Regions from separate parts of the Mus musculus genome. Here region 1 is linked to region 2. Evidence: chromatin loops called from intact Hi-C (ENCODE). Cell type or tissue: heart. All regions are shown on one strand. Each heading gives the region's core, and the rest is flanking DNA. Links, peaks and the distances in the headings are about the cores only. Region 1 holds the start of Nrf1 (nuclear respiratory factor 1). Region 2 holds the start of Strip2 (striatin interacting protein 2).

Region 1 (12,248 bases), core at 2,133-10,132, 130 kb after region 2:
TCCTGTTTCTCAGTTACTTGGGTAGAAAATGGCCTCTGACTGCACCTCCCACAACCAACGACTAAGATGTAACTCAAGTACAGAAACAGAGAAAGGGAAGAAGGGAGGGAAGGAGGGAAGGGGGTGGGAGAGAGAGAGAGAGGAGACTATGGTGAGATTTTTCAATTTCAGTTTCAAAATCTCCATTAATGGATCTAATTTGGTCCACTTTGAGCCAGGAGCTTATTTTTGGACCAGTCACCTGTGATCTCAAGGTATTGACAGACGAGGACAATCCTGGGGACCTTGGTAGTGTTCATGACCTTTTATTTCCACAGCTTCATCAAGAATGAGACTCGGCTCTCAGTTTCTAGTCTCTGTGTCTTAGTCAGATCTTCTAAATTCTTGGGATAGAAAACACACGTTGGGGCTGGTGAGATGGCTCAGTGGGTAAGAGCACCCGACTGCTCTTCCGAAGGTCAGGAGTTCAAATCCCAGCAACCACATGGTGGGTCACAACCATCCTAACGAGATCTGGTGCCCTCTTTTGGAGTGACTGAAGACAGCTACAGTGTACTTACATATAATAAATAAATAAATCTTAAAAAAAAAAAAAAAAAAAAAAAAAAAAGAAAACACACGTTAACACAGTTCTGGCCAGGTGAGCACCAGGGAGAGGGAGACTTTATAAAATAGGCAAGATCAGTAGGGACATTCTATGAGGGCAGTTCCCAGAAAGGAAAACTGTGAAGCTGGTAAGTCACACCTAAAGGTGCATGAATACATGGAATGGTGGAATGGTCTCATTTTAAAGGGAGTACTTCCTCAGAACTATTAACTAGGTCTTAGGGAGCTAGTACTGGAAAACACCCTATCCACAATCAAAACCCACTTCCAAAATGAAACTTCTCGGCCTCTCTCAACTTCTTCCTTCCACCCCTTTACCCCTGGCTTCTGACAGCTGGCACTCAGCCAGTGGCTCTTGTGTCTTTTACCAATCCTATTCCAGGCTGCTGGCTGTGCCAGGGCAATCCTAAAGCAGCAGGCTTCCCCACTGCCAGCCACCATTCAATCTGCTGGAAACCAGACATATCCTGTATCTAAATTGACTTCCCTTTCGGCAAGGTCAGGACACTTTCAGTTGCATCTATCCACCATTCTGTCCTGAAAACCTTGAATCGCCTCTGTCCTCTGTCCTCTTAGCCCTTCAGCTGTCTCCTCAGTTACCCATCAGTATTGGATTTTCCTCTGTTTACATTGGTCCTTTCCTTTCCATTTCTATTAGCCATCTCAGCCCTAATTCCCACCATTAAGGAGACGTCAGAGCATCTTTCAGTGACTGATGTGAAGACAGTATGGAAAAGATAAGACAGGGCACCTAGGAATGCTGGTGTCCTGTGTTAACCAGTCATCTCTGCTCAGAGAGGGCCCTGGAAACAATGATACAACCAAATAAAATAAAACTTAGTGATTAACTACATATCTGCTCCCAAGCTACAGTGTAGAACAGGCTAGACACTGGTCATATCAGTCTATCCCCTTACCCTATCAATGCCACAGTAGTAGTCTTTTTTTTTTTTTTTTTTAAGATTTATTTATTTATTATATGTAAGTACACTGTAGCTGTCTTCAGACACACCAGAAGAGGGAGTCAGATCTTGTTACGGATGGTTGTGAGCCACCATGTGGTTGCTGGGATTTGAACTCAGGACCATCGGAAGAGCAGTCGGGTGCTCTTACCTGCTGAGCCATCTCACCAGCCCCAGTGGTAGTCTTTTAAAAAAAAAAAAAAGATAAGTTTTACTGTATCTTTTAAAAATCTTATGTGCATTGGTGTTTTGCTTGTATGTATGACGGTGTGAAGGTGTCAGATCCCCTGGAACTGGAGTTACAGACAGTTGACTGGAGTTACTATATGGGTGCTGGGAATTTGAACCTCGGTCCTCTGGAAGTGCGACAGTGCTCTTAATCGTTGAGACATCTTTCCAGCCCCCTCAAACTAGAGTCTTAACGTTTACTTCTTATCAAGACAGAGTCACGCCAGACTGGCTGGCAGGATTAATATCTGTAGACTTTGCTCAATGCTGGAGTTGTCCAAGCCTGTTTAGCCCAAGAATTTGTCGATTCTTTGTGTGTGTGTGTGTAATGATGCATTGATACATGACCTGGCTGGACTGCCTCTTTGAATGTTTGAATGTCAAAGATAGCCCTTGTCACCTCTCAATAATACGAGGAAGCTGACCTATACTGTCCCAGGAAAATGGAACTTACTTCATAGTTTCTCAAGTTGAACAGAATCTTATTCTGTTTTGGGGACGGGTATGGGGGGTGGTGGTGGTAAAATTTGCTCCCAGTCTGCCTCTACCTAGATGGGCAAATGAGATAGAGAGACATGAGTCTCCTTTAGATCTCAGTGGCTTAACTCATGTTTGATCCCCAGGAAAGTTGCACTGTTAATGTCTTAGCCCTTGCTCAACATTGTCAAAAGTGATCTGTCATACTAAGTTAAGCCTCAATGCTCAAAGAAGCCATTAGGATCATCTGTCTTAAATAAAAATAATTAGCCAGGCAGTGGTGGCACTCGCTTTTAATTCCAGCACTTGGGAGGCAGAGGCAGGCGGATTTCTGAGTTTGAGGCCAGCCTGGTCTACACAGTGAGTTCCAGGACAGCCAGGGCTATACAGAGAAACCCTGTCTCGAAAAACCAATATATCTTTATATCTATCTACCTATCTATCTACCTATCTATCTATCTATCTATCTATCTATCTATCTATCTATCTATATCTTGTAAAGGTGTCCATAGCATGGCAGGCACAAGGTCAGAAGACAACTTTTGGGAGTAGGTTCTCTGCTTCCGTAGTGTCGCCCAAGTCCAGGGATTGAACTCAGGTCATCATGTTTGCTTGATAAGCACTTTTGCCAGTAAAACATCCTGAGGTCTCCTCATCTACCATTTTTCTTTCTGTCCTTGGAACAAAAAGACAAGAATAGAAAAAGAATGCCAAACTTTATCATCTAATGAGCTCAGTCAGATCTAATCTCAGGTGGGTAAGGTGTCTTCCAGAATTTCATTGATAACCTAATCAATCAACTCAGAAATATGCAGAAGGACCCCGGAGAAATGATTGTGTAGGGCGGGTCTGAGAATCTGTTGACATAAGACTTGCATACAAAGGGCTTGGTGTGTTTGACCTTAGCAAAAACCAAACAAAACAAAGCACAAAACCCTCTGATCAAGAGGACTCCTACCAACACAAGAATCCCCATTCTCATGTCAGCCAGTTTGTCTTGGCGGCAGCAATTTCAATTTGTTTGGGTTGCTTAATGTCATTAAATCTTAAGACTGGGGCCTGGAGAGATGGCTCAGCGGTTAAGAGCACTGACTGCTTTTCCAGAGGTCCTGAGTTCAATTCCTAGCAACCACATGGTGGCTTACAACCATCTATAATGAGATCTGGTGCCCTCTTCTGGTGTGTCTGAAGACGGCTACAGTGTATTCATATATATAAATTAAATAAATAGAATTTAAAAAATTTTAAGACTGTACAGAACTAATATAAGGGTGATGAAAAAGTCATTTACAGCATTCATCCCATCATATTGGCCCTGGCAATAAGTATTCTGTGTAACTTGGTATTAGAATATTTGTAGTACAAACTGTCAAAAGTTCCACAGAAGTTAATGCTGTCTGACACTAAGGTTCTCTTGTGCTTTGTGAGTGGGTGTGGATAGCCATCTAAAAGCTCTGGTAGGGTCAGGATCAGGACTGGTTCCATCTCCATCTGAGTTGGGGCAAGTAACATTGGCATGTTTTGGCTTCTTCATCTGTCAAAAGGGACCATAGTAGTACTTACGTAATGGCCTCCATTGGAGAATGAAATGAGAGGGAGAGTGTAGGGGCTGGGGATATTGCTCAGTTGTTTGTTTGCCTAGCAAAACCCATGAGGTCCTGGGTTCAATCCCCAGCACACATTAACTGAGCATGGCAGCACAGGTCTGGTATCCCACCACTTGGGAGGCCAGGACAGGTCAACCTCAGGTGGAGGTTAGCTTGGGCTACTGAGGCCATTGTAAACAGAGAAGGGAGCTAATGCAGATGTCGCTGGTAAGTCCTGTATGATAAGGAAAGGCAAAGCAAGCAGGCTTGGGGGATGAGGGATGAAAGCCATGTCCAGACTAAAGGAGTAACAAGCTGTTCTGATGGAAAGTTCTAGCACGCGAGAAGACAGCCGTGAGAAATGTTCTGAGCAGAGGGGTAGTATTCCTTGATCTCTATGATCCAACAGCTTCCCAGTTCTTCTGTAGCCTGAGAGAGACGCAGCAGATGAAGTCAGAGATGGCACCGTGGGTGAGGACATCAAAGTTCTCAAAGCCACCTTCAAGGATTTTAGACGTTAGACATCCCAAACAGGGAAATAACACAACACAATCTGCTTTTTTTTTTTTTTTTTTTTTTTTTTTTTGAGACAGGGTTTCTCTGTATAGCCCTGGCTGTCCTGGAACTCACTCTGTAGACCAGACTAGCCTCGAACTCAGAAATCCACCTGCCTCTGCCTCCCGAGTGCTGGGATTAAAGGCGTGTGCCACCACGCCCAGCTACGATCTGCTTTTTTTTAAAAAAATGAAGAAAAGAGTCCATTCAAGTTGAAGTGTGCAGAAGGGGCTGGGGAGAGCAAGTCCAGGGTCTGGGAGCCAGTTCAGAGTCTAAGTGCAGCACCTCCACACGAAAGCAGCCTGGACCAAAGTCAGAAAGAGGCAACAACGCTTTAAAGATGTCATTGGATGGCCAGGCAGAGGGTCCATGTCTTTAATCCCAGAACTTGGAAGGCAAGGACAGGATAAAAATCTCTGAGTTAGAGGCCAGGCCAGTCTGGTCTTTATGGTGAGTTTCAGGCCATCCTGGGCTACATAGTTGAGACCCTATCTCAAAAAAAAAAAAAAAAAAAAAAAAAAATCATTGAGGCAAAGAGGAAAGAGCAGACATTATTCCTACAGGGATGGGTAGTGACAGTGATATCGGTTTGATTTAGAAAACATTAAGGGTGCCAGGCAGTGGTGGCGCACGCCTTTGATCCAAGCACTGGGGAGGCAGAAGCACGCAGATTTCTGAGTTTGAGGCCAGCCTGGTCTACAGAGTTCTTGGACAGCCAAGCCAGGGCTACACAGAGAAACCGTCTCTAAAAACCAAAAAAAAGGAAAAAGAAAAAAAAAGAAAGGAAGGAAGTAAGGAAGGAAGGAAGAGAAAAGAAACCGTTAAGGGAAAAAGGCATTCAGTTAAGCTGGGCAGTGGTGGCACACGCCTTTAATCCCAGCACTGGGGAGGTAGAGGCAGATGATCTCTGGGTTGGAGGTCAGCTTGGTCTGCAGAGTGAGTTCCAGGACAGCCTGGTCTACACAGAGAAATCCTGTCTTGGACTAAAAAAAAAAAAAAAAAAAAACTACATAAGACAAAGGTATCCAATTAAAAAAATGTTTGCTTATTTGTTAAGCTGTTTTCTGACACCATGTGGGGCATTTATCTAGTGCACATTAAATCTCCCAGAAGTGTTAAAAATGCAGATTCTAGGTTTCAGTTGGAGCTGGGACTCCCGGTGGTTCTGATGGGGGCTCCTGATGACATAACAAAAGCAACCCAAACTACCCCATGTCCCCAACCTTTCATTTTCCCACTGTCTGCTCACTTGTTAGGCATACTAGGATACCCTATTGCTTCATCTAAGCGCCGAGAAAGCAAGGGCAAGAACTTACTTTTTTATTTTTATTAAATAGAGCCTTGGTTTGCTAACAGGTGCACTTCGGAGCACCCATAACAGCATCCAGTACGGAAAGGGGCCCTTTAGAAATGTTGGTCTAAGGAACGAGAGAATAAATTACCATATTGCTTTGTACCAAAGTTCCCCGTTTACAGATCTGGTTGGGGCTTTGAAACAGAGAAACAAAGCGCATTTCAGAGAGGGGTCGAGGCGACTACGCAAAGGCGCGCCGAGTAAAATGTGGGGGAGCCGCTTTGGAGCGGAGGTCTCAGTTCCCCGCGCTCGGCTCCGAGCGGAGGGCTCCTTCGGATTAGCAACCATCTTGGGCGGCATGAACCACTTCGCCGCCGCGTCCGCGACTTGCTCAGCCGGTTGCCCTCCTGGTCCGGGCCCCGGCCAGCGCTGCCGAGCCGCACCAGAGGCCGACGAGGCGGCCGGGGGTCTCAGAGAGCGCCGCCGAGAGCCCCCTCCCCGGAGCCGCAGAGCCGTGCTGGCCTCGCCATCATGGCGGTCTCCGGGCGGGGAAGCCGAGCCGTGCGTCGCGTGCGTGCCTCCTCCCTCCCCTCCCCCTCCTCGGCGGCGGCGGCGGCGGCAGAGGCGGCAGCGCTCGCCATTGCCGCTGGTGGCAGGAGGCTGCGAGGAGCCGGCGCGGTCGCAGTCTCCACGGCGCAGGCCCACGGTAGCGCAGCCGCTCTGAGGTGAGTGCCCTACCGCGCAATCTCCAGCTATTTCAGCCCCGGCGCAGCCGCAACACGCCGCCCGCCCGCCGGCCGGCCGGCCCGCCCCGCAGCCGGCACCCTGCCGCCCCCGGCTCGGGGCCTGGGCCCCCGCCGGATTCGGCCTGCCTGGGGCGGGGGGCCCGGGCCCGGGCCCGGCCCAGCCAAACCGCCACCCCGAGGATGCGCAGGCCGCACTAGGCCCCGGGCGTCCTGGCGGGCTCGGTAGGGAGGCGGCTGCCCTCCCGAGAGCCCCAGGGTTCCGGCCTCCCCTACCGCCTCGGGTTCTCCCGGCCGCGGCCTCCTCCGCGCCGTGGAACCCCGGGCCTGGTCTTCCTTCTGCGGGCTCGGGAGCCGGCGGCCCGGGAGAGCGCGCCGGGCCCGGGAGCGGGAGGTGGGTGGGCTGCGCGGGACCGGAGCGGCGGCTCGGCGCTCGCCCCCTCGGCTCTTCCCGGCTCTGGCCCGCCGGTGGCTCGGTGCGGCCGGGCGGGGCGCGGGAGTGGCTGTCTCTGGCGGGAGAGGAGGCTGGTGGTTCGGCCGGGCGACCTCCGAAGCTTCCCTCCCGCCGGGGTGGCGTGGGATGGTTACCCAGGTGGACTGGGGGGCGCTGAATATGGCGCGCTGCCCACCTTCTTGCAAGTTGTGAGGAGGCGCCTAGGCGGCAGTTCGAGGAGGAGGAGGAGGGCGCAAAGTCCTTTTGTACGCAGAAATAAGGAGCGACATTGTGTTTTTCCTCTCCGGCGGAGATACCCACCGAGGGGCCTGGGTTCTTCCTGGGACTGGCGTGGTGGTCTCCGGGGGACAGGAGGGGGAGGTGGCGCACCCCTTAAGAAGGAACGGAGCCTTTGCCTCGGATAAAACAGGGGGTCTGGGGTGGTCTTGTGCTTGATTCTCTCCCACATCTCCCAGGCTTTCGTGGATTCGTGGGTTTGCCATTGCATGTTCTGTAGTGATGTCCACTGTTTCTCACCTGTTGTGTCGTTGCTGCTGGCCCCAAACTTTGTTCGGTGCATCTGACTACCCACCAGAACTTGAAAATGTTAAACATACATTAATGTTGTTAGAGCTTCAAAGGCTATCTGCTCTGACCAGTTGGAGGAGCTGTTAGCAGGTCATCCCCATCTTCCCTGCCATTAAAGTATCTTGTACTGATGATGGCTTATGTTAGAGTTGGTATCGGTTGGGCCGATTTTTTTTTTTTTTTAAGTAGGCAAAGCAAAACTTCCATTTTAGTGTTTAAATCTCCATTTATTGGAGAAAGTTGGTGGGAGTGAACCTGTCAGTTGGGACAGTGCTCTGTAGGAGAATGGGGACAGCTTTTGTCCTTGGAGGAGTGGTCCTTTTTGGTCCTTTTTCCAATCTTCGGCAGATCCTTTTAAATGCCTTTTCCTTTAGTCATAAACAGTAAGTTAATGGATTGTTCCTCACTCCGGGGAAGAGAAGAGGGGTGACATATATATTAAATGAGTGTTGATTTTGCTTTTTCATTTAGTTATGTCCTGACTCCCTAACATTGTTTGAAAGTTCTTGACAAGTTACCCTATAAAGTAGTAGAAATATGGCTAGTTAATGAGTACAAAGTAAGTGTATAATCGTCATGTGTAATGTGATGTAGTGACTTAATTTGGGTGCAGACTTAACTGTAATTTGTTGAGTGTAGATTTTTGGGAAGGTGTTACCCTTCCTCTTTATTTTTTTGTGCTTTGCTGGGGAATCTAACAGGGCATTGGCCATGCAGACCGTTTGCTGCTGAAATACATTGGCAGCCTTTTGTTGTTTGTTTGTTTGCCTGATAGGAATTCGACTGTTGCTAACAATTGGGTACCTAACCCACATCGAAACAAAACAATAGTCTTTTAGCCCACTTTATTTAAAATCTTGATTTCATTATAATCTCAAACTCAGCATACAGAAGGGGAGAAGAATTTTTGTCTACTAGTGAGTGGTTTATATTCTCATTTAACCAGAACCAGCCAACTCAAATTAGGTGTTTTCACAAAAATACCGGAATTATAGAAGGATTATAAAAGGGATTTCCATTTCCCTCGACACTCATACATATTTCAGTGGGACCTAAGGTTGTGGGTTTTCTGTTTTATTAAGGTATAATTACACACCCGTTGCTAATTTAGTTAGGGAGGTGAAGGCCAACAATCCTGTGATTTAAATTTGTGAATTGTCTTTGCTGATGTACTACATTTTTAACCAGACCTGGCTTGTCTGTACAAAGCATTTTATAGGAAACAAAAGCAAGCATGTACCTTTTAAGGGAAAATTAAGGTTCTTGTGTGTGTATGTATATATATATTGACAATGTGTAGCCTTGGTTATCCTGAAACTTGCCTTGTAGATCAGACTGGCCTCAAAGGATCTGCCTGCCTCTGCCTCTAGAGTGCTGGGACTAAAGGTGTGTACCACTCCACCCAGCTGGCATTTTATATCTTTTTATTTGCAATAAGACATTTAGTAAATGTTGGAATAATAGTGACGATGAACAGCAATTACTGAAGTTGGGTTTTGTTTCTGAACAAAAAAATCAGCATAGAAAGGCATGTTGATTTATTTTTGCTTAGGATGGAGGTGGTGGGAGATAAACTGTTAGTCTTGAGAAGTAGACTCCAGGAAGCGAACCTGTCAACTCCTGTCAGGTTCTTAGACACGCTCAGTGCTCCACACTGACACACACTTGCTCACCTACTCAAACTTGGAGGTGTGCCGTTGTACTTCACAAACGTCTGCTCTCTCCTCCTGACTTGGGAAGTTTCGTCTCTCCAAAAATGGCATCTTTTACTTTAGGTGTTTGTGACTGGATGATGCTGATTATATATACATGTACGTATATGTATGTGTGCATGACTATAATTTGAAAGATCAATCTCACGCCAGCCTGTTTGGGACCTGGTGGTATATATCAGTGGTAGAGTGTGTGCTTAACTTGAGGAAGGCACTTGATTCAATCACTATCAAGGAGGAGGAAGAAGTAGTAGAAGTAGGTTGTTTAGAAATCTAGTGATTTTTTTTTTCTGCCTGTGTATTATGACATCACTTCTTATTTGTGAGTGTTTGGCCTGCATATATGTCTCTGTACTACTTGCATGTCTAGTGCTAGTAAAAGTCAGAAAAGGGCATCACACCCTTGGAGTTGGAGTGGCAGGCAGTTGTGCATGTGAGTACTGAGAACTAATTGGGTCCTCTGGAATCCACAAGAGAGCACCATCCCCTGGAGCTGAAGTTAGCGGGTGCTCCTGATCTACCCAGCAAGAGTAATGTGCTGGGAAGTGGTCTGTGCTGCTTTGGAAGAGTAGGCAGTGCTCTAAACGGCTGAGCCATCTCTCTAGCCTGTTTTTGTTTGTTTGGATTTTCCTTTTTAATGTGCATTGGTGTTTTGCTGCGTGTATGTCTATGGAAGGGTGTTAGTTTCTAGAGTTAACAGATAGTTGTGAGTTGCCCTGTGGGTGCTGGGATTTGAACCTAGGTCCTCTGGAAGAACAGTCGGTGCTCTTGACCACTGAGCCATCCCCAGCCCCCAAAACTGTTTTGTGTTGTTTTGATGTATATGAGTGTTCTGTCTGCATGTACACTTACTGCATGCCAGGGTTGGGGCACCAAATCCCATTACAGATGGTTGTGAGCCACCAAGTGGTTGCTGGGACTTGAACTCAGGACCTCTGGAAGAGCAGACAATGATTGTAACCACTGAACCATCTCTCTAACCTTTGTTTTGTTTTGTTTTTGTTTTTAGATAAGGATTTGTGTATCCCAGGCTGGCCTAGCACTTGTAGTTGAGGTTGACATTGAACTTCTTCTAAATCTTCTGCTACTACCTTCCAGATGTTGGGATTAAAGGCACGTACATTTTTGCATGGTTAAGCAAGTACTTTAAACAGTTGAGCTACATCCTAGCTCTTAGTTAATACTTATCCATCATTATTCTAAGGTGAACAGGCTGGAAGGGAAATAGAGTTGAAACAAACTGAGTGAGTATAGGTATTTTCAGACCACAGCTATACTAAACTGTTGGAAACTTTGACTCTTATAGCAATAAGAATGCTTTGAAGTTAATTAATGTAATATGGTGAAAATCATTGAGAAAGTGATTTTTTTTTTTTTCGAGACAGGGTTTCTCTGTGTAGCCTTGGCTGTCCTGAAACTCACTCTGTAGACCAGGCTGGCCTTGAACTCAGAAATCCGCCTGCCTCTGCCTCCCAAGTGCTGGGATTAAAGGTGGGTGCCACCACCGCCCAGCGAGAAAGTAAAATTTTGGACTCTGCCAGGAAATTAAATGGATTATACCTTTACCCCATACAGTTCAGAATTAGGCTACTGTCTGTCAGTCTCTCTCTTGGATGTACTTAGCAAGATTTGAGGCTTCATCATGAGGTGGTCATGCCTTAGCTGTCCTAATGTGTTCACACTTAATAGACATTAAACCACTTTTGAACTGAAGAAAAACTAAATGTTTAACTTTTTGGAGATACTTACACACATTTAAAAAAAAAAACCAAAACAAGTTCCATGTGGCTGACTTACTGCATGCTGTCCCTTAAGACACTCATCAGGGTCTTAGAAGATCACCCTGACAGAGGGGTCTCCTGTTTTGCCTAGCTCAGAGTTTTGTGCTTAAAACTTCGCCTGCTACCACAGCATCACATAATTTCTTGATGTAGGCAAAGCCATATTTAGTAAGGGCCTGTGTTTGTAGGCATCTGTGTGCATGATTAGATTGATCACTGATTTTAGGAGGGAGAATAATTTTTCAAAGAAGCTACAGGAGCTATTCTTTGTATGGGTCATCTGCTCGGTGATTTCAGCTACTTGTGGAAATTGTTTTGCTTGGTATATAGGTGACGTATGTATTCAGGCTTGCGTCAACAAGATGGCTCAGTAGGTAAATATATATTTTTTTAAGTTTAGTCTTTGTTTCAGATGTGCAAAGTTTGGCTAATAATCTAAGTAGATATTTTCTTGGCATCTTTTTAAGCAGTGCCTGTTGGATAAACTATACTGAGCCTTTTCCAGAATGCCTTCGAAGAGTGAGCTTTGTATGCATTTGTTCAGACCATGTTTTAAGGAGCCTACACTTTACTGTTGGCATTGTAAGCTTTTTAGAACTTAGGAGAGTGCTGCTGTTGCTGCTGCTGCATGTTAATGTGGTCAGGCTGGCAGCTAACCTACAAAGAACAAGAGGAAGTGAGGAAATGTCTCTGCAAAACACTGCTTAAAGCTATTTAAGCAGTGGACTAGAAATGGGGAGCAGGAAACACAGAGCTGGATTCTTGTTTTATGTTTGAAAGTGGGTGAGGCCATGTCCTCCATTGAGGATTTAAGCCCCTTGAGTGTGTCCTCACTTTCAGAGTTTTGCCCTTGTCAAACATTAAAGATGAGTTTCTAGGCCCTTACAAGATACCTGAGTCACAAAATTTGGGCCTTATATTGGAGTGGAAAAATGAGCTTGACTCTTCTATAACTTGTAGAAAATAAGAAAGGGTAAAAAAAAGGGAGGAATTAGTTTTTGGGGAGGGACCATGACAAAGGGAAAACAAATTAGGGAGGGTTATGTGTATTAAGTAGAGTCTCAGGACTTACAGACAGGAGGGAGGCCAGCAGTCATGCACCTTGAGAAACAGCAAGTGGATTTAACTTGTACTTGGAGTGTGGAAGACAAAGTTTTCTTGGGAAAGTTTGGGAAGTTGGTAATCAGCACTCACGAGTGCAGCATAGGTCTCATCTCTAGGCCTGCGGCGGGGGTGGGGGGTGCTAAGGCATTCAGGAGATCTAGCATTCTGTCCATAACTTT
Region 2 (12,248 bases), core at 2,388-10,387:
CTTTGGAGATAGACTGAGTGGTTTCGAGGTTTCCACTGGGATCATTTGATTTCAAGAATTAACCTGGAGTGACCCTAGGAATCTTGAGTTGAATGAGTCCCTCTCATGGCCCTCCCTATTTAGAAGTCTCCTGTTTGTTCCCCATGTGTCTTTTACATTGATACATCTTTTACATTGTATCAAGAGCAAGGTCATTCCAACAGAGGACACCCAGAATCACTGAAACCTTCCTCTAGATCTTCTCCCCTGGCTCCACCATCTCTGCTGTCCCTTGGTCTTTGTGTGTGCCCTGGAAGCTAGTCTGGAAGTGTCCTTATTTTCTAAGATAGGGAAACAGAACTTGGGTAGGTGGCTGGTTTGCCTTATGGTATACATTCTGGCTCACCCCAGAAGATGGACTCTTGCCAGGACAGCATCTGTGGCTGTATTCTGTTGTATAAGGAAGATCAGAAACACTGAAGACCTTACCGAGATAGGCCGTTCTGTTTGCCTCATTCTGATTTCTGTATTAGCGGAATGCATCAATCACTCTCCCACTACCATATCTGTTTTGTTTTTTGTTTTTTGTTTTTTTGTTATTGTTGTTGGGGTTGTTGTTGTTTTGAGATAGTCTTGCTCTGTAACCCAGGCTGGACTCAAAGTCACGGCAGTTCTCCTGCCTTGGCCTCCTGAGGCCATGTGCTACTATGTCTGGCCTCATAATTGGATCTCTTTAGTGAAAGATTCATATCTCTGTGCCTCATTTTATGTCCAGAGCAGATTCCGTTAGGCAGGTATCTGGCTTGGGCCCCAAGTCATATCCTGGTGATTTTCTGCAAAGCCTAGCTCTCTACAGAGCTTCTTATGGCTGCCACACCATAGGGAAGAGATCCCCTCCAAGTAAAAAAGGAGCCACATGGGTTTCTAAGTTACGTTGTACCTGACTGCCCATAGTGAGGTATCTGCCTGTGAGTTACAGATGACATCTATTCCCTTCTCTCTGGAGACTTCTGTGTCATCAACCATTAAGAAAGTAGCCAGAAATAGGATGTAAGACAGTGATAGGACACTTGATTAGCATGTGCCAGGCCCTGGGGCGAATGAATCCCAGTACAGCAGGCTTGTGGAGAGTTGGGAAGAAAGAAGATAGCCCAGGTTCTGCCCTAATGCTGGAACCAAATCATTGTTTCCTCTAACCTTGGAATAAGAGCAAATTTCTTCTTATTCCAACTCTTCCTTTTACAAGCACTCTAGCTACCTGGAGACAAGGAAGAGAAGACTGGTTGTCTCTGGTTATGTGGCCCTGGGCAGAGGGAAATACACCACTTGTCTACAATGAATTTGTGCTACTTCAAGGTCTTCTTGCTGTTTTAGTGGAAATATTGTTTTCTTTTTCTTGTTAAACAAAAATGCCTCTAATCTACCTTCCCTCTGCCCTCCTCCCTCCTCATGTTCCCCTCCTGGGAGAGCCAGGCTCCCCACGGCCACACACTCCTGCAAAGCTTTTTCTGCTGCTTGGCTTTTCTCTGAAAAGATCTGAAATTGCTGCTCCTGTGCTTTTCCTCAGAATTAACTTTTGTCATGGTTTAAAATAAATCAGAATGCATTGTTGCATTAAGCTTTTTTAATAAAGGAAAATTATGGAAAGAAAATAGGTAACACCAGCAAATTATATATTGACATTGACAAGTCTAAACATATATATACTTATATATGTAAAACACATCCATATCTATACAAATAATCATCTAGTTCTTACTGTCATCTTACTGAAAGGAACAAAGCCTCTAAGGATCACCAGTTCTGAGAAGCTCTTGGAAATCTCTATGTCTAAGTGATTGTATTAGATCAGCAATAATGACTATGTAATCTCAAAAAATAAAGTATTCTTAAAACTGATCTGTGTCCTGAGAATACCACTTAATTCTGTGAACTATGAATTCAGAGATGAGAGATATGTGGGCAAAAAATAACAAGGATACCTGCCGTAGGATGAAGATGTGAAAAGCTGATGCAGTTACCAGCAGGTGTGTTGGAGTGACCATCACCCTGAGAGTCTTGTTTTACACTGAGACACTGCTAACAAATACCTTGTCTCTCCCCGAACACCACGCCTTGACCCACAGCTGGCTATGTATAAGGAGCACACCTCTGAACCACAACCTTGAGGAGGAGAAGACTGTGAGATTCAGATTTTAAAAAACAAAACAAAAACCTAAAGTATGGATCTAGGTCACCCAATTCCACTGTGTTACCTGGAGTCTGTCATATCCAGCCATAGGAAAGAAGGAAAAGAAAAGGGTCAGGTAGAGATTTATCTTTTAAATCATACTAGAATATGAGTCCAGTTGCCTGTTCTGTCTCAAAGATGACCCAAGTTCAATTCCCAACACCCACCCATATGTTAGCTCACCAGTATCTTACTCCAGCTTCTAGTGAGCCAACATCCTCTGCTGACACTGCAATATACTCTTAAAAAAATAATAAAAAAAAAAAAAGGAAGGAGAGAGACTGCTTAAAGACACTGGTGCACACTGATTACTACATAACCCCAGGTCCAGGCACTATATAGCCTCTGCTGTATCGTGTGCCTCATGTGCTCTGTTTTATCCTGTCTGCCTACTAGTCTAGAAACACAGTACTTGAAGACTTCCTGCAACATATTTTTAGGCTGTCTTAGTGCCAGGTACCATCTATTTAATGGAGTATTTTATCTTTGTGAATTAGCATGCTTAAATAGGGAAAGGAGTGTGTTTTGTCTCTAATTATTCCTATTTTTACCATCAACATTCCATCAGAAGCCTGAGTTTGGAAGTAAAAACCTGGGACAAGGGAATTTGGTAGCATAGTGTTGTGGGAGTTTTTTTATTATTATTAATATTATTGTTTAAAGGTGTTGCTTTCAATTATGTATCTGTGTATGGATATGTGCATCTGAGTGCAGGTGCCTGTGGAAGCCAGAATTACCTACAGATGGTTGTGAGCCACCTGATGTAGGTGCTGGAAACTGAAATCAGGTTCTCTGGAAGAGCATCGAGTGCTCTTAACCACTGATGCATCTATATACTAGCTCCAGTAGTCCAGATTTCAAAATACTGGCAGCATCAACCAGCCTGACATTACCTCCCAGGTATACTTCTGGTTGTTTCTGTGACCAAGGATATTCATGATTGTCACTCTTTGGTAAATAAGCTGAATGGCCTACAGTTTCAAAGTTTTCAGTTGATTGAAGTTTCTTATGACTTCATCCAGTTTTTCCCCCAGACATCTTCCACTTCATGACAAGTTCTGAATATCTATCTGGGCTTATCTTGAGCAGATAGAGGTCCAGTCTTTGCTGTTTTACCATTCACTAGAAAAAGATTACATTCTGATTCTTAGAGATCTTCACATTTTCAATTCCCATCTCTGAAAGCAAAGCCAGATGGAGCTCTAGGCTCAGTTACCTTTAGATAGAAGCCAACGGGAGAAGACCTCCTCAGTGCCACTCCAAACACATCAGTCTTTGCCCTAGGGATAAACAGGAAAAGGAAGAAAGCCTCAAAAGGAGACCCTGTGAGGATGTTCCTGACCAGCTGGGATCACAGGAAAATCATTTCTGGGACTGTCAATCCTAAGTGGCAATTGACTGCTTAAGACAACAGGTACACAAAGAACAGAGAGCTAGACAAAGAACTCTTTAGTAAGAAACCCAATGGGCTTTGCTATGGCAAGGGTGTCGCACTGAAGCAGGCATAACCTAAGCATGGATTGTGGATTTTAATGTAGATTGTACATTTTTAAGAGTTTTAACAAATTATACCCTGAAAAATTCCAAAATCAAGTAGTTTGTGCCTTGAGCCAAAGACTTTCTTGGAAATAAATTCACATGAGTTTATTTACAAAGCCAAGATATTGCAACAGGAGATTTTTGCTCTCCAGGGGATATATTGCAATGTTTAAAGGCATTTTTGGTTGTCATAACTAAAGGGAAAATGCTGCTGGCATCTGTTGGGGACAGCCAAAAGCTCTACTGAACAGCTTAAAACATATGGACACTCTGCCTTAATTTTTCTGTCCAAAATGTTAATACACCATAGATTGTGACCCCCTGTGTTAAACATACAGAAATGTGGTATGCAAAACCAATGAAGAACCAGGCTTAGTGGTGCACACCTGTAACCCCAGAACTTTGGAGACAGGAAGATCAGGAGTTCAAGGTCATCTTCACTTAAACCATGGTTTAAGCCAGCCTGAGCTACATGAGACTGTGACTCAAAAAATAAACAACAACAACAACAAAAAACCACAACGGGGGTTGGGGATTAAGCTCAGTGGTAGAGCGCTTGCCTAGCAAGCTCAAGGCCCTGGGTTCAGTCCTCAGCTCTAGGGAAAAAAAATCACAATGAAGCTTGACCCTACGAAGAAGCTTACATCCACAGTGGCGTAGGAGTGGGACTGGAAGACTGGTGAAATGTTGGGGACCATGAAAAGTACCCAGAAATCTCCAAAGAATATGGTCTTGGTTGATGTCCTCCTTCCCCCTATCACCTGCCAACTAGCAGAAAGGTAAAGAAGAAAAAAGTTGAGGGCCTGGGGAAATGGCTCAGTCATTAAAACCACAAATTGCTCTTGCAGAGGAGCTGAGATGGTGGCTCCCAACCATCTGTAACTCGAGTCCCAGGACATCTTCCCTCTTCTAGCCTCCATGGGCACCAGGAAGCATTTGCTGCACAGACAAAAGACTCATATGCATAAATAATATATTTTTTTAAAGAAATGGGGTTAAGATCTGTACAAAGTCTCATGTCTGTAGTTCCAGTACTCAGGAGGATGAAGGAGGGTTACCATGGCTAGGCTACATAGTTCTAGGCTATTCTGAGCTACAATGTGAAACCATGTCTAAAAAAGAATGGAATTATTCCTAAGAAAAGGAGAAATAATTCCATTGGTTGAGAAGAATACAGTACTAGAATTTGGGATCCCAGCAAAGTTGGTTTGATAGCAACATACCTAATACAGTTAGGAGGATCAAAAAAAAAAAAAAATGTAGAGAAGTAGGAGTCATCTTAAAGATCAGTAGCTGTGCTGGCTGGTTTTGTGCAAACCTGACACCAGAAAGAGTCATTTTGGAAGAGGGAATTTCCATTGAGGAAAAACACCCCAGCAGTCTGACCTGTGTGTGCGCAAGTTTATGGGGCATTTTCTTGGCTGATGGTTGATGTGGAAGGGCCTGGCTCACTGTAAGCAGTTGTATTAAAAAGCGAGGAGGGACAAGCCAGAAAGCACAGTTCCTGCTTCCCTAGGTAATGAGCTGTAGGCTATCAGATGAAACAAACCCTCTCTTACCCAAGTTACTTTTGGTCATGGATTTTTATCACAGCAATTGAAACGCCAAGACTGAAGTAAACCAAGTGAACGGAAGTTTCTTCTATAGAGCAGCATACTTACCACACTGAGACAAGACTTAATGTAATCCTTGGGTGTTCTCTGTGCTTCAGAATTTCCTCATCAATAAAAACTGGATTCGTAAAAAATAACCTGTCCGGAAGAGGTGTGGTACCAAGAAAACACATACAACGCTTGGCACAGTCCCAACTCAATGATCCTTTCACTGTCTTAAAGTCATGGGTTACCATAGCGATTTGGTCCCTCCCATTCCCTTCATCCATTGTCAAGCCAGACCTGCCAATATATTTAAATTGTATTCGGGAGAGAGCCGAATCCACAGCCTTCAACTACCCGGTTACCTTCTGGTTACTTTTAGCTCTTAGGGCGTAGGATTTTTTTTTCTTTTCAATTTAAATATTTATTTGTTTGTATATGGGAATCGGGGAGGACACCAGGAGCATGTGTGGAGGTCTGGTGTCAAAGGACAACTTTTGGCTGTTCATTCTCTCCTTCCACCAAGTGAGGACCCGGGGATCGAACTCAACATCTTAGACTTAGATTAGGATTGTTTTAGAAATGGGAAGGAAAGAGCAGCGGGTGAGGGTGGGAGCTTGCCATCTATTCGCACCAAAAAGAAGGCGCCCACACAGCTAGGGACAAATGACAGGGAGCAGCCCTCAGGGATTTCAGTTAGGTCCCTCCCCGCAACTCTCATTCTCTCCTCCAAGAGTTCTCTTCCGAAAGCTTCCTGAGAGGGTAAGTTTATGGTGTGGTGGCTCAGGTTATCCTGAAGGCCAAGCCCTTTCTGCGACAAAGCGGGATGTCACAGGCGTGCAGCAGCCTGGATGAGGGGGTCCGGGTCTAGTACCGCCGAAACGTAGGCACTTTGGACCAGGGATGGACTAGGGCTCTCAGGAAAAGGCTGCTATGTGGGACAGGAACAGCACTGAAAAGAGCATGCAGCACGGAGCTAAGCCGCCTTGCGCTCAGGGTTCAGAATTCGAATCGTGGAGCTGGACGTGGAGTCTACTAGTCCCAGGCTACCAGCAACTGAGCAGTAAAAATGCCGGGGGTCCATGGGGAAAATATTCCTTGAAAGAGCCCCCGCCTCTGGATGGCTGATTAGCCAATCGCATCTCGGGGCGGGGCCTCGGAGAGTAGTTACAGCCAATCGGAGTTCAGGGGGCGGGGCCTGGTCCCGGGCGCGCGCTGTGGCGGGGTCGCCCTGGGCAGAGATCTTGGAGCTACGGTAGGGAGCCGCTGAGGCGAACCGCTGAAGGGAACCTTCCCAGCATGGACGACCCCGCGGCACCGGGGCCCGCCGGCTCTCCTGCTAATGACAACGGCAACGGGAACGGCAATGGGAACGGGAACGGCAACGGCGGCAAAGGGAAGCCGGCCGTGCCCAAGGGCAGGGAAACGTTCCGCAACCAGCGGCGGGAGTCGGAGGTGAGGAACCCGGAGGTATCCGCCAGCGGGAAGCGGCGGCTGAGGTGGAGCGGCCCTCAGCCCGGTCCCTTCCCGCTGCGGGTCGCCCGCTTTCTTGCCTTGGCCTGCGGTTTTCCTAACCGGCGCGAAGAGCGTAACAGATACTTTCCAGATACTTGACAGCTGCCGCCCGGTGAAGCCGGAATTTGGATCCCGGTGTACCGATGGGGAACCAGCGCATAGAGGTGCAGGGACTGGACGGAGGGGCGGGAGCCCGAGCTCTGCCGCGGGAGGGGAGGGTGGGCTGGCGGGCAGCACGCCCTCCCTCTTCACACTGCAGCAACTGGCACTGGACTGGACCAGACCAGCCTGGAGCACCAGCCTTCCCCTTGCTATATCTCCTGCCCTCGGGTGATGGCGGTGGCTTAGGGAGCGCCTTCCGCGAACAGCTCGCCCCTTTTCTAGGAGGGTTGAAAGACAGGATTCAAGCTGGGATAGGACCAGGGCGACGTTTGAGAGTAGCAGTCCCAGGATGCAGCTAATGGGATGGCTATTTAAATATCTTCCACCTTTTCTTAGGAAAAAAACAAAACCAAAACCAAAAAAAACTAACTTGGGACATGGAAAGGAATGAATTATTATTATTCCCCTACATTTTATCTAGCCATATTCCATCTATCAACCAAGAGCAAAACTGCATACAAGCAGGGACTCAGGGGGAACGAAATGTATGTGGAAGGGGATGTGAAGGTCATCTGGTTTAGCCTTTATTTGATTCGATTTCATCTGGATTTAATTATTTGAGACAGCCCATGGCAACGTCTATTGACAACTTGCCCTGGCTGGGCTTGAACTCACTGTGTAACTGAGGAGAGCTTTGATCCTCCTGCCTCTGTTTTTCAGGTGTTAGGATTACAAAATATGCTACCACAGTGAGCCTAACCTTTCATTTTACTACGTAGAAGCCACGGAGTTGGGGGGATGTGGCTCAGTGATGGAGTGCTTGTGTAGCTTACACAAGACTCTAAATTGATCCCCAGCAGCAGAAAAGGGGTCTGGTCATCTAGAGACAAAAGGTAAAAGAGATAAAACCAACTCTCCTGAGATCAGACACTTGGCTGACAGTGAATGGCCAAAACCACCAAGTTTCAGTGTCTGTCTGGCCAATTGTCTGTCTGTCTGTTTCAGTACCTCCATTTATTATCTGTGTGGCTTTAGGCAAATTAACTAACCTAGTTTCTTTTGTAAAACAGTTACCACTGAATAACTCAGAAGGTTGAGATAATCGAACACAAAGCCTTTTAAACAGTTCATATAATTAATTGGTCAGTACTTATAACTGTCATCATTCTCGTTAAGGGGCAGAGGGAGTCCTAGTCTGTGGTGATTCATTTAAATAGTATTTCACAGTTTCCAAAGTGATCAATCTGTCTATTTGGTTATTTGTTGTACAGAGACCAACACTAGCATATACACTGCCATTAAGCTCTCACCCCCGTCTCCTAGTTCCTAAAAGGTAAATGGAGCAGGGGAAACTGCCCCCAAAGTCACCATCTTGTACAGACAGGGTTTCTTTGTAGGGATTTTCTTTTAAAAGTGCCTTATACCTCCTTCCTCAAGAGAGACATTGGTGTGTTTTTCGATGAAGGAAAAGTTTAATCTTGGCTCATGGTTTCAGAGGACTATTGTGGTGGTGAGGCCATGTTGGAGGACAGCTCAAAACGGAGGAAGTGAAACATTGTTCTTGATCAAATATTTTGAGGGGCTAGCAATGAAGTTACAAGATGTTAATGATATATCAGTGAATAAGGCAGAAGGGTCTTTGCCCTTCTAGAGCAAGCATTCCAGGAAAGGTGGGGAGACACAATATGCAAATAAATGACCCCAGAGTGATAGGCTGGGTCTTCCTTCTGAAGTAGAGGCATGGCACAATCCCCACCTGTCTCAGTCCCCTGCAGGAAAAAGGCTCTCGTAGTGTGTTGCTTTTGCCAGTGAGCTCAGTGTGGCTCCCCGGAGTTTCACCTCCTGACTTTCCGCAGCTGCATTCTTCATGCTTGGAAATGAACAACTGCAGTAATCATCTCTGTCTGGGCTCATTGCCTCCAAAAGCCTTGCTGGAAAAATTAGTGTTACTTCCACCTTCTAAGGCAAAGGGTATGACTGTTAGTACGTCCCCTGTCATCTTTGCAGTGCCCAAATCTGCTTTTCCTTCCCTCTTTGTTTTCCAGTAAAGAAAATCCTTAGGGAAAATAGTTTTCTTTTCCTAGAACTCCTGAAAATTTTGCTAGAAGAGAATTACAATTGGCACAAATCAAGATATAGATAGATAGATAGATAGATAGATAGATAGATAGATAGATAGATAGATAGATAGATATGCATGATAAGGGCATTTCTTGTACTTAACTCTTAGTCTTTACAGTGACCCAGTGAAGAAAACCTTACTATTGTCCTATTTTATGGGTGAGAAAACTGAGCATTTTCCAACAATAGTTACTGATGCCAACTGAATGTCCTACAAATGAATTCAATTCTGACACTAATTGCCCAGATGTAGTGAACATACAAGATTGCCCCCAATTCATATGCAAGCCACAACTGAAGTTCCTAGATGGTATACATTTCTATTTGGCCAACTGTAAACTCAGGTTACTATTACCCCTTTCAAGTTTGAACGATAATTTGCTAGAATGACTGAACTCTGGGGTGTTTATATTTAAGATTCTAATTTTTAAATAAAAGGTTCAAATCAGAAACGTCCAAATAGAAGAAACTCATAGACAAGGTATGGGCTCAGATGGGTATAGAGACTGTGTTCTTTCTAAGAGTCACCATCCTAAGATGCACATGTCTAAGAGCACAGTTTTATTGTTTTGAGACAGGGTTTCTCTGTATAGAACTGGCTGTCCCGAAACTCACTGTGTAGACCAGGCTGGCCTCATAACTCAGAGATCCACCTATCTCTGCCTCCTAGGTGCTAGGATCAAAGGCATGAACCACCAAGCCTGAGCAAAGCCATTTTTTTTTCATTATATCAAACTGCAGGTCATTGTTTCAGGAATCTTCTCACCCCCACCCCACCCCTTTCTTTCTGTGCAGTTGGATGGGTACTTGTGTGCGCATGTGTGTGAAGGCCAGAGAAGAATCACATTCCTGAGCCATTTACTTCGTTTTTTGAAAAAAGCGAAATTGATGTATATTCTTTCTTTGGCAACCTCTTTTCCCATTACCAGAAATTTTTCTCTATTATAGGGCTCTGTGGACTGCCCTACTCTGGAGTTTGAATATGGAGATTCAGACGGGCATGCAGCAGAATTGTCAGGTATGAATAGATGGGTCAGTAGAGAGCGGGAGTGAAATGTGGTCAGGGGGAGAGGGAACAGGCCTGTAGTGTCTGTGACAGCTTGTCTGGTCTTAGCAAAGGGCTATGAAGAAGGGCTGTTACCATTATCTTCCTTTCCCCAACCCAACAAAAGTGCCTCTTTCATATCTCCTTCTGTAAATTCTTGATCTTAGTAGTCTTCATTTGTTCAGTCTATTCCTCTTTCCTGGTAATTCTTTTTCTTTTGCTGCACTGATTTGCTCTCAGATCAGTTCTCTCCACTTTCCAGTATTCACCTCTCTCTTCCTATAATCAATGTGTTCGCATATCTATTCTCTCTGCCACCTTTCTTTTAAAAATAACATTCTATCTCTGTCTACCCATCCTAATCTTTCTCCTAGTACTTGCCCTTATTAAAATTCCAGCCACAGCAGAAGGAGATTATAGGTAATTGGCTGGCTGGGTAAGGCTGGCCATCTCACCTACATCAGTCATGGTCAAGCTCTGCTGTAGGTATTTGAGTTGGGGTTAAATGATTCCATTCTTTTCTCAGTTCTGGGCTGCTGCTTCCTGTCTGGAATTTTAGAATAGGGCAAACGTGATCTCCTCACATTGAGGGCCTCCATACCACACGTGCTATGAATGCTAGTTATTAATAAATGAGCTTTGGGTAGAGATGGTGTGAAAGTTAAATATTCTGTCACATGGAAATGACACTTTGAGACACGCTTTTTCAGATAAAAAGACAAACATTTTTGCAGAAGCTCTGGTGAATAAGCACAGTGAATAAATTTTGCAGTGAGTGACAGAAATATTGAGGTTTAATAACGAACAAAGGATTAGAATCTAGAATCTGAGTCTGTGGAGAAAGAAAGAGATAAACAAAAGAGAGATGACTAATCTGTTAGAGAACTAGACGGAGAATAAGAACTCACAGGAAAGAAAGTCAGAAAGTCAGTAGATATATATAGGGGCATGTATGAGGCTCTCTGTTGAATCCACAGAACCACAAAAGTGTCTGTGCCTGTGTCTGTGTCTGTCTGTCTGAAAAGATGTTCAAGGTTTGATTTTTTTTTTCATTTTTTTTATGTGCATTGGTATTTTACCTGCACGTATGTCTGTGTAAAGGTGTTTGATCCCCTAGAATTGAAGTTACAGACATGGTGAGCTTCCATGTGGGTGCTGTGAATTGAACCTAGGTCCTCTGGAAGAGCAGCCAGCGCTCCTAACCACTAAGCCATTTCTCCAGCCCAAATTTATTAATTAATGAAGAGAAAATATTTTTAAAACACGAGATATTATTTCACAACCGTTAGACTGAAAAATGTAAAGGTTGGCAAGATGGATCAGCTGGTAAGGCCATTGTCATCAAGGCTCATGGCCTGCCTGAGTTTGAATCTCAGACTCCAGTGGTGGTGGGAGAAGAGAACTGACTCACACAAGTTATCTTCTGACTTCTATATGTGCAGTATGGCACTCATGCCCATACAGATACACACAAAATTAATTAAGTAATTAATTAAAGGTTTAAAAAAACTTCAAAGGCCTAATGAGCATTTATTTTTCCACACAGCTATGTGTAGCAGTATGAAGGCGCAAAGTATAAAATTGGAAAGCAATTAGGTCATATCTAATAAAGTTGAAGATGTGCACATATTATGACCCAGTAATTTTATTCCTAGATATTCAACTAAGAACTTTATACTTGGGCACAAACAGTGTTTATTTCAGCCTTGTTTTTAATTATGAAAAGTTGAAAACAACCTAAAATTCCTATTTGCAAGGGAATTGATAGACTAGCATGTAGATATAGTTGGTCTGCATACAGTCATTAATATAATTGATCTGTATCAATATACTTCAGTATGAATAGATGCCCAAAACAAAATGGAGACAAGGAAATAATGCAAAAGAATTTATACAGTTATGGTAATGTTAAGATTAAAAATAGAACAGTATCAGAGATACACTTTTAAAATTTTTAGATTTATTTTATTTGACGTGTATGAATGTTTAGCCTGCATGCATATATGTGTACTATGCATGTGCCCGGACCTGAGGAGTTGGATAGTTGGGAGCCACAATATGGGTGCTGGGAAATGAATCTGGATCCTATGCATATACCCACCCTGATATACTGTTTATAGAC

Evidence for each region. Peaks named below come from ENCODE experiments on the same cell type or tissue, not always from the same donor. Only the 100,000 strongest peaks of a DNase experiment are listed, where the experiment ranks them.
Region 1: a loop joins it to region 2, with 4 times the contacts of the local background. A loop is called at or near these places in 7 of 42 quality-filtered maps.

Annotation. Positions count from the first base shown.
Region 1 is chr6:30,041,681-30,053,928 of GRCm38, forward strand. It overlaps Nrf1 (nuclear respiratory factor 1), which reads left to right and starts at 6,308. Exons shown (of 12, transcript NM_001164226.1): 1 at 6,308-6,433. In heart, for the core only: CTCF peaks have their summits at 6,355 and 7,542; DNase peaks (open chromatin) are centred at 6,371 and 6,981; H3K4me3 peaks cover 2,988 bases; H3K27ac peaks cover 2,606 bases.
Region 2 is chr6:29,910,433-29,922,680 of GRCm38, forward strand. It overlaps Strip2 (striatin interacting protein 2), which reads left to right and starts at 6,581. Exons shown (of 21, transcript NM_177204.3): 1 at 6,581-6,798; 2 at 10,030-10,099. The coding sequence starts at 6,643. It overlaps Ahcyl2 (S-adenosylhomocysteine hydrolase-like 2), which reads left to right. Exons shown (of 17, transcript NM_001171000.2): 17 at 1-1,878. In heart, for the core only: a CTCF peak has its summit at 3,403; DNase peaks (open chromatin) are centred at 6,529 and 7,099; H3K4me3 peaks cover 2,326 bases; H3K27ac peaks cover 1,206 bases; H3K27me3 peaks cover 653 bases.